Regions from separate parts of the Mus musculus genome. Here region 2 is linked to region 1. The links are chromatin loops, found by intact Hi-C in ENCODE. Cell type or tissue: heart. All regions are shown on one strand. Region 1 overlaps Gm36203 (a long non-coding RNA gene). Region 2 has its middle 120 kb from the start of Gm14009.

Evidence for each region. Peaks named below come from ENCODE experiments on the same cell type or tissue, not always from the same donor. Only the 100,000 strongest peaks of a DNase experiment are listed, where the experiment ranks them.
Region 2: a loop joins it to region 1, with 2.2 times the contacts of the local background. A loop is called at or near these places in 1 of 42 quality-filtered maps.

Annotation. Positions count from the first base shown.
Region 1 is chr2:128,571,229-128,576,228 of GRCm38, reverse strand. Gm36203 (a long non-coding RNA gene) reads left to right here. Exons shown (of 9, transcript XR_866725.3): 5 at 202-346; 6 at 837-953; 7 at 1,603-1,748; 8 at 4,445-4,684. Among named protein-coding and RNA genes, the nearest start is that of Gm36203, 18 kb to the left of the region's middle. In heart, CTCF peaks have their summits at 2,616 and 2,820 (motif pointing right); a DNase peak (open chromatin) is centred at 2,888; H3K27me3 peaks cover 423 bases.
Region 2 is chr2:128,282,265-128,287,264 of GRCm38, reverse strand. No RefSeq gene overlaps it. Among named protein-coding and RNA genes, the nearest start is that of Gm14009, 120 kb to the right of the region's middle. In heart, a CTCF peak has its summit at 2,223; DNase peaks (open chromatin) are centred at 1,724 and 2,264; H3K27ac peaks cover 1,071 bases.

The sequences.
Region 1 (5,000 bases):
CAACCGAAATGTAAGGAGAACATCGGAGGTCTCATTTTTGGGGCTGCCCAATCTGAGATGATCTGCCTTCAAAACTGAGATGTAAATAACCCTCTAAGTTTCCTATAATCAGGTATTTGCTGAATTGACAGGAAAGAGTCAAAGACATCAGCCCTTTCCAGTGGGTTGTGTAAGCTGAAGCAAAGCTGTTCTTCCTTCCAGGTAGCTTTCACTGAGGGTCTTTATCACAGCAACAGAAAGCAAACTGGGATGGCTGACTGGGTTTCAGGAAGAAGCCACAGGTCAATGTTGGCAGACGTGTTGGAGCAGTAGGGCCAAGGAGACAGCATCCTGTCTGATCCTCCCGGTGAATCACCTTCACGGTTTCCTGTTGGTCCTGGGACAGAGGGGGAGGTAACGGGAGATGGGGAGGAGAAGGAGGGGGAGGGGAAGGAGGGGAAGGGAGAGAGGGAAAGGAAGGGAGAGAGAGAAAGAGGGAGGAAGGTGAAGAAGGAGAGAGAGAGGTGAGGCGGGAGGAAGGAGAGAGAGACAAAGCAGGGGTAGAGATTGTCTAAGAACTTTTATTAGTCCTGCCTTTCAATTTCCTGTGTTCATGGACTGGTACTCATTCCTTTAATGCATCACAGTGAATACAAGAATGGTGTCTGGAAATGAAATCTCCAGCCCATTTCTGCCTTGAACCTTGGCCAGAAACCTTCCCTGTTCTCTCAAGAACAACAGCAGTCTTCAGGATTCAGCTATAGACATCTTATAAGGAAATGGTCATTAGTAAAAGCTAATGGATATACATTGCTAAATATATTGACATAGACATTATTTTGAAACCTTTACTATAGGAAATCTGTTCCTCCCCCAACCCCCATCCCCAACCATGGACTCTGAGTACTAGAAGTTCATAAATCAACAGTGCCACCCCTTGTGAAGACCTGCGTCCCACTCTGTGTGCTAGCAAGGTGACTGCACCCCTGGTTCTGGTTCCAGTCAAGTTGATGCTGTGAGAAGGGTAGAGGAGGGGAGGAGAGGGGATTGGGGGGGGGGGGGATGGGAGGAGAGGAGCCTGTACCTCACACCAGCAGGAGGCTGTCTTGTTTTTAGATGGAGGTGTGCTGTTGATTATGCCAACGGGAAACAGTGGGCTCAAACTGCAGGTCTCATTCCTTTCCCTTCAGTAAAGACAGGCGACTGTTGATCACTGTCCACGGCCCACTAGAAAGAGGCAGGAAAGTGAGAAGATACAGTGTCTAGAATGTTCTTCCTGAAGGGATGGGCCTGTCTTTGGGGAGGTTGCCAGTACAACTGATTCTTTCCCTAAATTTCTCTTTTTAAAAAAGATTTATTTATGTATTTTATGTATGTGAGTACTCTGTAGCTGAACAGATGGTTGTAAGCCATCATGTGGTTGCTGGGAATTGAGTATAGGACCTCTGCTTGCTCTAGTCAACCCCACTCACTCAGTCCCTGCTTGCTCCGGCCCAAAGATTTATTTATAGAACTCAGAACCTTCAGAAGAGCAGTCAGTGCTCTTACCTGCTGAGCCATCTCCCCAGCCCTTTCCTCTAAATTTCAACTGTGGGTCTAAAACTGATTTTTTTTTTAATCAAGCCATATATGTCCACGGATGTACTCCTGTCTCACCTGGTCACGCTTGGAAATTTTACACATTTGCATATTTGCACTGTTGCTTGAATGACTATGAGGGACTCCAGAGCATAAAGATCTTCAGTGGTGGCAAATTTTCAGGATGTAAGGTTTGTTTTGTTTTGTTTGGAGAAATAGCCATGTGTTTGTTGATATGAACTGAAGGTAAGTAATGAGGACACAGCCACCTGCTACACTCACTGTGGGAGGTCTGGAAAGCGGTGACCTTGCCAGAGTGAACCTGGACAGAAGCATTAGCTGCTATTTTCTGTAGGACTTTTTTTTTTAAAAAGAAAATTATTTATTTTATTTTGCGTGCATTGGTATTTTGCCTTGGTATTTTGCCTGCATGCATGTCTATGTGAGGGTATCAGACTATCTGGAACTCCAGACCGTGGTTGGAAGATTGGTTGTATGTGGGTGTCGGAAACTGAACCCAGATCCTCTGGAAGAGCGACTGGTGGTCTTAACTGCTGAGTCATCTCTCTGACTCTTAAGCTGGCTCTTCTGGATTCTTTAGAGCACACTAGACATCTTTACAATGGTGTGTTTGATTTGAAAAAAAAATGGAGAAGCAGGGACAGGAGAGATGGCTCAGCATTAAGAGCACTGGTTGCTCTTCCTAAGTTCCCAGCACCTGTATGGCAGCTCACAACAGCCTGTACTCCAGTTCCAGGGGATCTGACACTGCCTTTTGGACTCCTTGGACACTGTATGCATGTGATAAACATATGAAAATCAAGCAGAACTCATAAAGTAACAAAATTAAATTTAAAATGGAGAGAGAAGATAGTAATTTCACTGTAGGCCTTCTTTCCAATATATTATTCATGGTGCTTCTGATCCCTTGTCATATCAGAAGGACACTTCCGTTCTCCAGTTTTCCAACCTCTAAAATGAGAACAATGGAGCTTACCTCATGCACTGTTTCTAAGAGTTGAGGGAGATGCTAAATGAAAGTTGTCAGCAATAGTGGGGTAGACTCCACTTAACCCAACATCTGAGTATATACTCTGTGATATAACGCTAAAATATATGATTCAGTGTGTGTGTGCGTGTGTGTGCGCGCGTGCGTGTGTGAGCAAGCCCATATAGTGTGTCCTCCTATATTGAATTTTCTAGCTCTCTCTCCTTGGCAAGTAGAGGCATTTGGCAAGTGATACTACCATTGGCCAGTAGGTGGCAGAAGCTGTCCGTCATGGACACTAGTTTGGTTCCAGTCTCAGAAAGGGAAGATCTTTCCCTAATCTAGCCAGGGCTTTATGGCAATGCTTAATCACATGGCAAGGAACATGCAATAACTACTGGTATTTCTGTAAACACACATGCTAAGAAGCAGCTGCTAGCTAGGGAGGAGGGAACATTCAGTCAGAGGTCTCCTGAGGACAATCTATATAAGGAAAGCCCTATGAGGGTTTTGTTTTTGTTTGTTTTTTTAAATCCATCAGCCAGTCAACCTTCCTGACTCATTGAAAGAAACATCTATAATCCAGAAGACAGTGATAATACATGTTGTGGATTATAGTGTGGTTGACGGCTGCCTGTCTCCTCCACTCCCCTCACGGCTCCAATCCTGGTGTCAAGATCACCTACAGAGTGTGCCTGCAGGATTCGGTGCCTTCCGCACTGTTGCATGTGCTTGCTTCTTCTCTTGTCCTGGCAACTTGCCGGAGTTAGGCCTTTCTCGAGAGGAAAGTTTATTTGAACTTCATTCTACCATTACTAAAATTGGCACCAAATAGATCTGTAGCTGAAGACACATCTCAGCCAAACAAAAAGTGGAATCTGCCGAACACTGGGCAACAAAGGATTCAGTGCGTGCAGAAACTTTGCACAACAATTGTTAACGGTGGGAAAATACACAAGAGTATGACACTCATCATCTCAGGGTTATTTATCTGTATACAGGGCCCTGCAGTGTAGCCCAGGCTGAACTCCAGTTTGTAATCTCTAAAGCCCTGGGATTGCAAGCATTCCACCAATCCCAGATACCTTCACCACTCAAAGGTATTTAGTTGAGTAGTGCTAAGTACTCTCACATAATACAGAACTGTAGCTTACATCCATTACACTATTTGGTAAACACCAGAGGTGCCTTCAACAGCCACCAACAACTACCATCCAGATCTCTATCTCTAGGAACATGACTATTCCAAGTGCCCCATATAAATGGAATCATAGAGTACTGGTCATTTTATGATGGGACTTTTTATGTATTATGTATTACATATGATGTATTATACATTCTTGTTTTCTCTATATGTTTATTTTTAAAAATAATTTTTTATTGTTTTATTTATGTGTCTATGTGTACATATATGCATGCGAATGTGTGTGTGTTTGTGTATATGTGTGTATGTATATATGTATATTCCCATGGAGGTCACAAAAGGTTGTTGGATCCCTGGAGCTGGAGCTACAGGTGGCTGTGGGTCTGTGGAATTGAACTCCTCTGCAAGAAGAGCAAGTTCTCTCATCTCTGGGCCTCTCCAGCCCCTGAGACGATTAATGTTATATACCACCTTGACTGGGCTAAGGCGGGACCAAATAGTTGGCAGACATTGTATCTGGATGTAGTTAGTTTCTGGATGAGATTAGCATTTGAGTCTGTAACTGAGCAAAGAGGATTCACCTTCAACAACAGGGATAGGAATCACCCTGTCTGCCCAGGGCCCAAATAAACCAGATGGAAGAATGGTGCACAATCTCTTCCTGAACTGAGATGTATCTTCTCCTGAGTCTGCACTTCGAGGCTACTTATTCTCAGACCTTCAGACCTGAGGGCTCTTCACCCCTGCATCCGCAGGCCTGGGCTTCAACGAGCCACCACTCATCAGAGCTTCGTGGGTCAGGATGGTGGTACCTTGCCGTAATCCCAGCTCTGAGGAACGGAGTCATAAGAGTCTTTGGGCCAATCTGGGCTACATAGCAAGACGCCAACAGTATCAACAACAAAGGAGTGCATGGCCCAATAGCATCTGCAGCTGTAGAATGCAAGGCAGTCTGAGAAATGAAAGTCTCCCCTCAAAGCTACAATGTTGAGAGTGTAAGAGCTAAATGGAGACTGGGCTCCATCCCTGCATGCTTTATTATCTAGTTTAAGTTTCTCCTCATCACAGCTCTTTCCCTGGTGAGTTAAGCAATCACGGCAACATGGCTAGGGGTGTAGGAAGTAAGAAGGGAGTTGAGGCCAGGCCCTGGACAAGGATCCCTGGGGAACTCAAAGACTGCATATACTTCACCGCCTGACCTTCAGCTGCCCTCTTCTGCTTTCACATAAACTCATCAGTTTGATCATAAAAGCCTAACACCTTCTGTGGCTTTCGAAATGGGCATGTGGGCAGTGTTTAGCAGGGACTGAG
Region 2 (5,000 bases), 290 kb after region 1:
CTACTGTTGGCCTCAGAGGGACTTGGCACAGCAGGCTGACATAGCTCACGGAGGTCCAGGCTTCCTCGGGACACAAAGGTGAGTGGAGCAGAGATAAGCGCTCCTTCTTCTCCTAGCCACAACTGACATCATTGAGCTCGCAAGTAATGCACATTGCAAGCACTCAGAGTCACTTTGTCACACCAGGAGAGGCCAAAGACACTGTGCACACAGTAGGGACTCATGAAACGTTCCCTTTCTTCCTTCTTAGGGAATTTCTATTCTGTACTGAGTATTTCTCCGATAAGAAGGGTATTAGCCTTCTTAGGGTTTTGCTGTTGTTGCTTTATTTGAGAATACTTGTGAATATGGAAGATATTTCACGGGGGATGGAGGCAAAGATAAAGTGAAGGGCGTGGGGGAGGGGACCTGTGTGAGAATGGAGCACTGGATGGAGAAGGAGAGGAAGATGGGAGGTTTTAGGTAGGGCCCGGGCCTCCTCTCTGTGAAGGGCTGTGTTTGCCAGGACGGCTCAGGGATAAGCTCAAACCCAAGCTTGGTGGCCACACAGGAAGAATCTGGTGACTTAGAGTACAGCAGGGGCTGTGGAACACGGCACCCCTTGCCCACTCCTGGCGATGTCGCCTTTCAGCTTCTGTCCCGGAGACCTAAGGTCAAGGGACCACCTAGTCATGATCCTGCTTAAAGAGTTATGTGCAGTACAAATTGTCTCATGAAAAGAAGGAGTGAGCTTGTGGTGTGTGTGTGTGAATGTGTATGAGTATGTGTGTATGTGTAGTGTGTGATACGTGTGTGTGTGTGTGTGTGTGTGTGTGTGGTGTTTGAATGTGAGTGGGTGTGAATATGTGTGGTGTGTGTGTGACTATGTATGAATATGTGTATATGTGTGGTGTGTGTGTGTGAGTATGTGTGTGTGTGTGAGTATGTGTGTGTGTGTGTGTGTGTGTGTAAGTGAGCATATGTGTACATGAGAAAGATTGTTTGAGCCTTCCAAGTCTTAACACAATGCAGATTTGTTTCAAATGAGATGGGAGTTTGGACTGAGTCTCCTCAGGAAATAGAAAGCGGGACACGCTTAGTTGAGCTTGTGTGGCAGCACACTCCTTTATCCTAGTGTTCAGGGGACAGAAGCAGTCAGGTTCTCTGTGAGTTCTGGGCCAGCCTGGTCTACACAGAGTGTTCCAGGGCAGCCTGGTCTACACAGAGTGTTCCAGGGCAGCCAAAAATTATGATATGCCACAATCTACCCCATAACATGTTCAAATGTTACGTGTTAATCAAAATAAACTTAAGAAGTTTTTGAAGTAGAGGAGCCAAGCTTCCTGATATCTTCTTCATGTGTTTTACTTGTGTATCGAATTACCACACAACGCTCCGTTAAAGTCATAGCAACAGAAATGGGAGAAGACATGCTAATCCTAAGAATAAAGTAGTTATTTCTAAACCATCCAGTGTGACGGGAAGTTGTATCAGGCACCAGATTGTGCTGGCAAAGACAGAGGGACATGAGCTGGGTGCCTGTGCCAGTGTGGACAGTAATCCCTCGGGGAGATGAGGAGCCCGGGAAAGGCTCCCAGCAAGAGCCGATGAATGATGAATACCAAGTAGTGGGAGAAGGTGGGGCCCTGGTGCCAATCAAGTGTTTAGCCCACGCTGCCACGCGATACGTGGCCTTCCACAGCCTAGCGCCACATTGTTTCCTCTATTGGATTAGCTCCATGGATGTAAATTCATTCTTCTCCATTGGGGACCACAGCAGACCTCGAGACATGCCACAGAAGCGTTTGTGTCCACACACTTCGTGGGACCACGGGTGGAGGATGGTGCCTGCCCGTGGGTTTTCAGTGACTGTTTGTAGGAGAAATTGGTCTCATTATTTCCAGTTCTGTTCAGAGCAACTCAGCTTCTGCCCCACCATGAGGATCCCAGTCTACCGTGTCTTCCCTCATGGGCACTGTGGAGAGACTATTATAAATACCTCATCAGAGAATCTGCATGTGTAGAGGGGCCAACTCCCTCAAGCATATTGGTCCTCAACACTGTACTCTGCGGTGGTGGGCCTTGGGATATCTGTGTGTGGATCCCCCTGGTCCCTACCTTCCTGGCTTGAGAGATGAGGCTGGGTGACTAGCCAGTGTGGGAGGGAGATGGAGATGGCAGGCTTCTCAGGGCGCTGGACTTAGTAGGTCCCCTGGGGCCTCAGAGTCTGAAGCCCTCTGCAGGAGTCTATGTTCTGGCAAGCTGGGCTGCCTCTTGGCGCCATTCCCAGATGTGGAGTAATGAGGTCATCAGCGGGAGGCTGGGGCCAGCCTCTGATGGGCTGTGTCATTGTAGCTTTTCCTGGGGCTCTGGCTGAGGGGGCCATATTGCCCTTCCCTCTCACAGCTGGACTTGTGTTTGCTGCTCGCTCAAAACAAGCCTGTCGTGTTCAAAAATCCTGAATACGAAGTAAACTTATAAAGACACATGAAAGGGGGGGAAGGGCGGTGATGAGGGAAGGAGGGAGGAAAGAAGACAACGTGTGAGTATGGTTGTAGATGAACAAGGCACCATTCTCATGAATGAAGACGTTACATCTCTCTAGCTACCAGGACATGCAAGGGTCTGTCCTGCTGTGGTTTATTCACCTGCTTACGTATCTTTTGTACAGCCTTCCGTATCACGTTGTTCTCTGAGCGTGTGAGTAGCTCTCCTTTGTCCTCCCACTAGGCCTTGAACCACCTGTCTGGAGATGCTTTGCTATCTCTAGAATAGAAGGGCACATAAAGGGGGAAAGCAAGGCCAAGCTGGTGCTGCCAAGGAAGCTACAGATGTGCACGGTAGAATGGCCTAACGGAGAGGGAGGGAGGGGGATGGGAGAGGGAGGGGGAGGGAGAGGGACTCACATTCCTGAATTAAGCCCCGGTTTTTAGATTGGTTATTGTAATAAGCACCAGGCAGATACGATTGTATAAGGCCTGTTCTCTGGGAGAGCCCTTGCCCAAACTCCTACTGCTTGTCCTTCCGTCCATTCCTCAAGTCCTATCGCCTGGGGCCACTGTCACCAGGCAGCTTTCCCCAGCCTCCGCCCTCCCTACCTGTTGAGTTGAAGACAGGGATGGCTGCTTGGCTGAGAATCTAGACTCTAGCTCCATCAGGCATTCTCACTGAGCAGCTGCTGCTGCTGGGGTTGGGTTTCTTTAAGAGGCCACCTGTGCCCTTTGACACAGACCATTCAATCCTCTAGATGCAGGAGCCCAGGGGATGGCCCACTTCAAAGCCTGAGCTTGGCCATCATAGTCCTGAACTGCTTCTTGGCTCTATCCTTCCAAATAGAATAAATGCATCCTCTCCCACTCCCCTCTCTCTCCCTCTCCCTCTCCCCTCCCCCTCCCTCCCTCTCCGTTAGGCCATCCTACTGTGCACATCTGTAGCTTCCTTGGCAGCACCAGCTTGGCCTTGCTTTCCCCCTATATGTGCCCTTCTATTCTAGAGATAGGAAAGCGCATCCAGACAGGTGGCTCAAGGCCTATTCCCCAGCCAGAAGGTAGCTAGGCTGCAAGCACTCAAGTCAGTGGACAGAGGAGAGGCCTTGGTGACTAGAATTGTTATTGAAACCATGTACCCAATGGCTGGCACTTTCTGCAGACTGTAACACATAGGACATTTAACTCTGTTGAAGTATTGTCAACTGGCCCTGGAGGGTCTGAGAGGTATCCTAGCTTTGCTCTTATACATAGACCACTACATTGAAAGGTGTCTCTGAACACAGATGAGCATATAGGCATGTGTGTACTCACGTGCGTGCATTAAGCCCCGGTTTTCAGATTGGTTATTGTAATAAGCACCAGGCAGATATGATTGTATAAGGCCTGTTCTCTAGCAATGACCCAGCCTAGCAAAATATGGAAGGGATCCAGGGAGACTCTTGCAAGGACAGAGGGCTTGAGGGAGGGCAGCCAGACTCATGGGAACCCAGTGGTGGGATGGACAATAAAACTCGTCCCAAACTCATTAAGGGAAAAGGGTTGCACCAGATCAAGATTCAAGGGTGAGCATAAAACAGGGGGAGGGTCTTGTGATGGTCAGAGCCCTGCGAAAGAGACTGAAGACCCAACCCAAGCAGACAACAGCTGGCTCCGCCTCTAGGACCTATTCCTATAGAGCAGAATGCAGCTGATAAAGCTGAGGTGGTTAGGTTTTACGTTCAACTAGACTGGCTGTTAGACATTTGGAGAACACTGTACTGAAGAGACTATTCTAGATAAAGCACATTTCCCCTTCCCCAAGTGGATGGGTGGGCTACACCCTGACAGCCTGGCAAAAGAAGGCAGGCCAGGATCCACAGGGGGTTCCTCCTGTAAACGACCTTCTAGCTAGGATGCTGCCCTTTTCCTGCCTTCAGACTCGAACTGAGACAGCACAGGCTCTGCTTGGCTCTGGACCTTCTGGCCTGCCCTGGAGCTTCTATCTGCAGCTCTCCTGGGACTCCAAAGGCTCTGGGCTCTGTCCTGGGGCCCTGTCAACCTCCAGTGTCACAGAAGCCAAATCCTTATCTCTCTCTCTAAATCTAAATCTCTCTCTCTCTCTCTCTCTCTCTCTCTCTCTCTCTCTCTCTCTCTCTCTCTCTCTGTCAAACACATACACACACACACACACACACACACACACACACACACACGGTCCTCGGTTTGTGATGGGATTACATCCTGCAAGCCAAAAGAAAAGTGAAGAAAACAAACAAAAACAAAAACAAGCACAAAAGCAAGCCTGCATTAACCTCACCAGGAAACCAGCTCAGGATGTTCCCCGGCTGCCTTCCCACCCATGCCGGCAGCTGCCACTCCATCCGTCCTCCCACTTCACCTCCCCGTGTCTCAAAGAGGAAAGGTTCCTCACCCCAACTCCCTATTGTCTTTTCTGGATAAAAGTTTATTTCTTTGCACTAAATGCTTTTAAAGCATTTTATTCCACTGTGGTAAAAAGCATCAAATATAAGCTCTATCCTCACCCACGTAGGC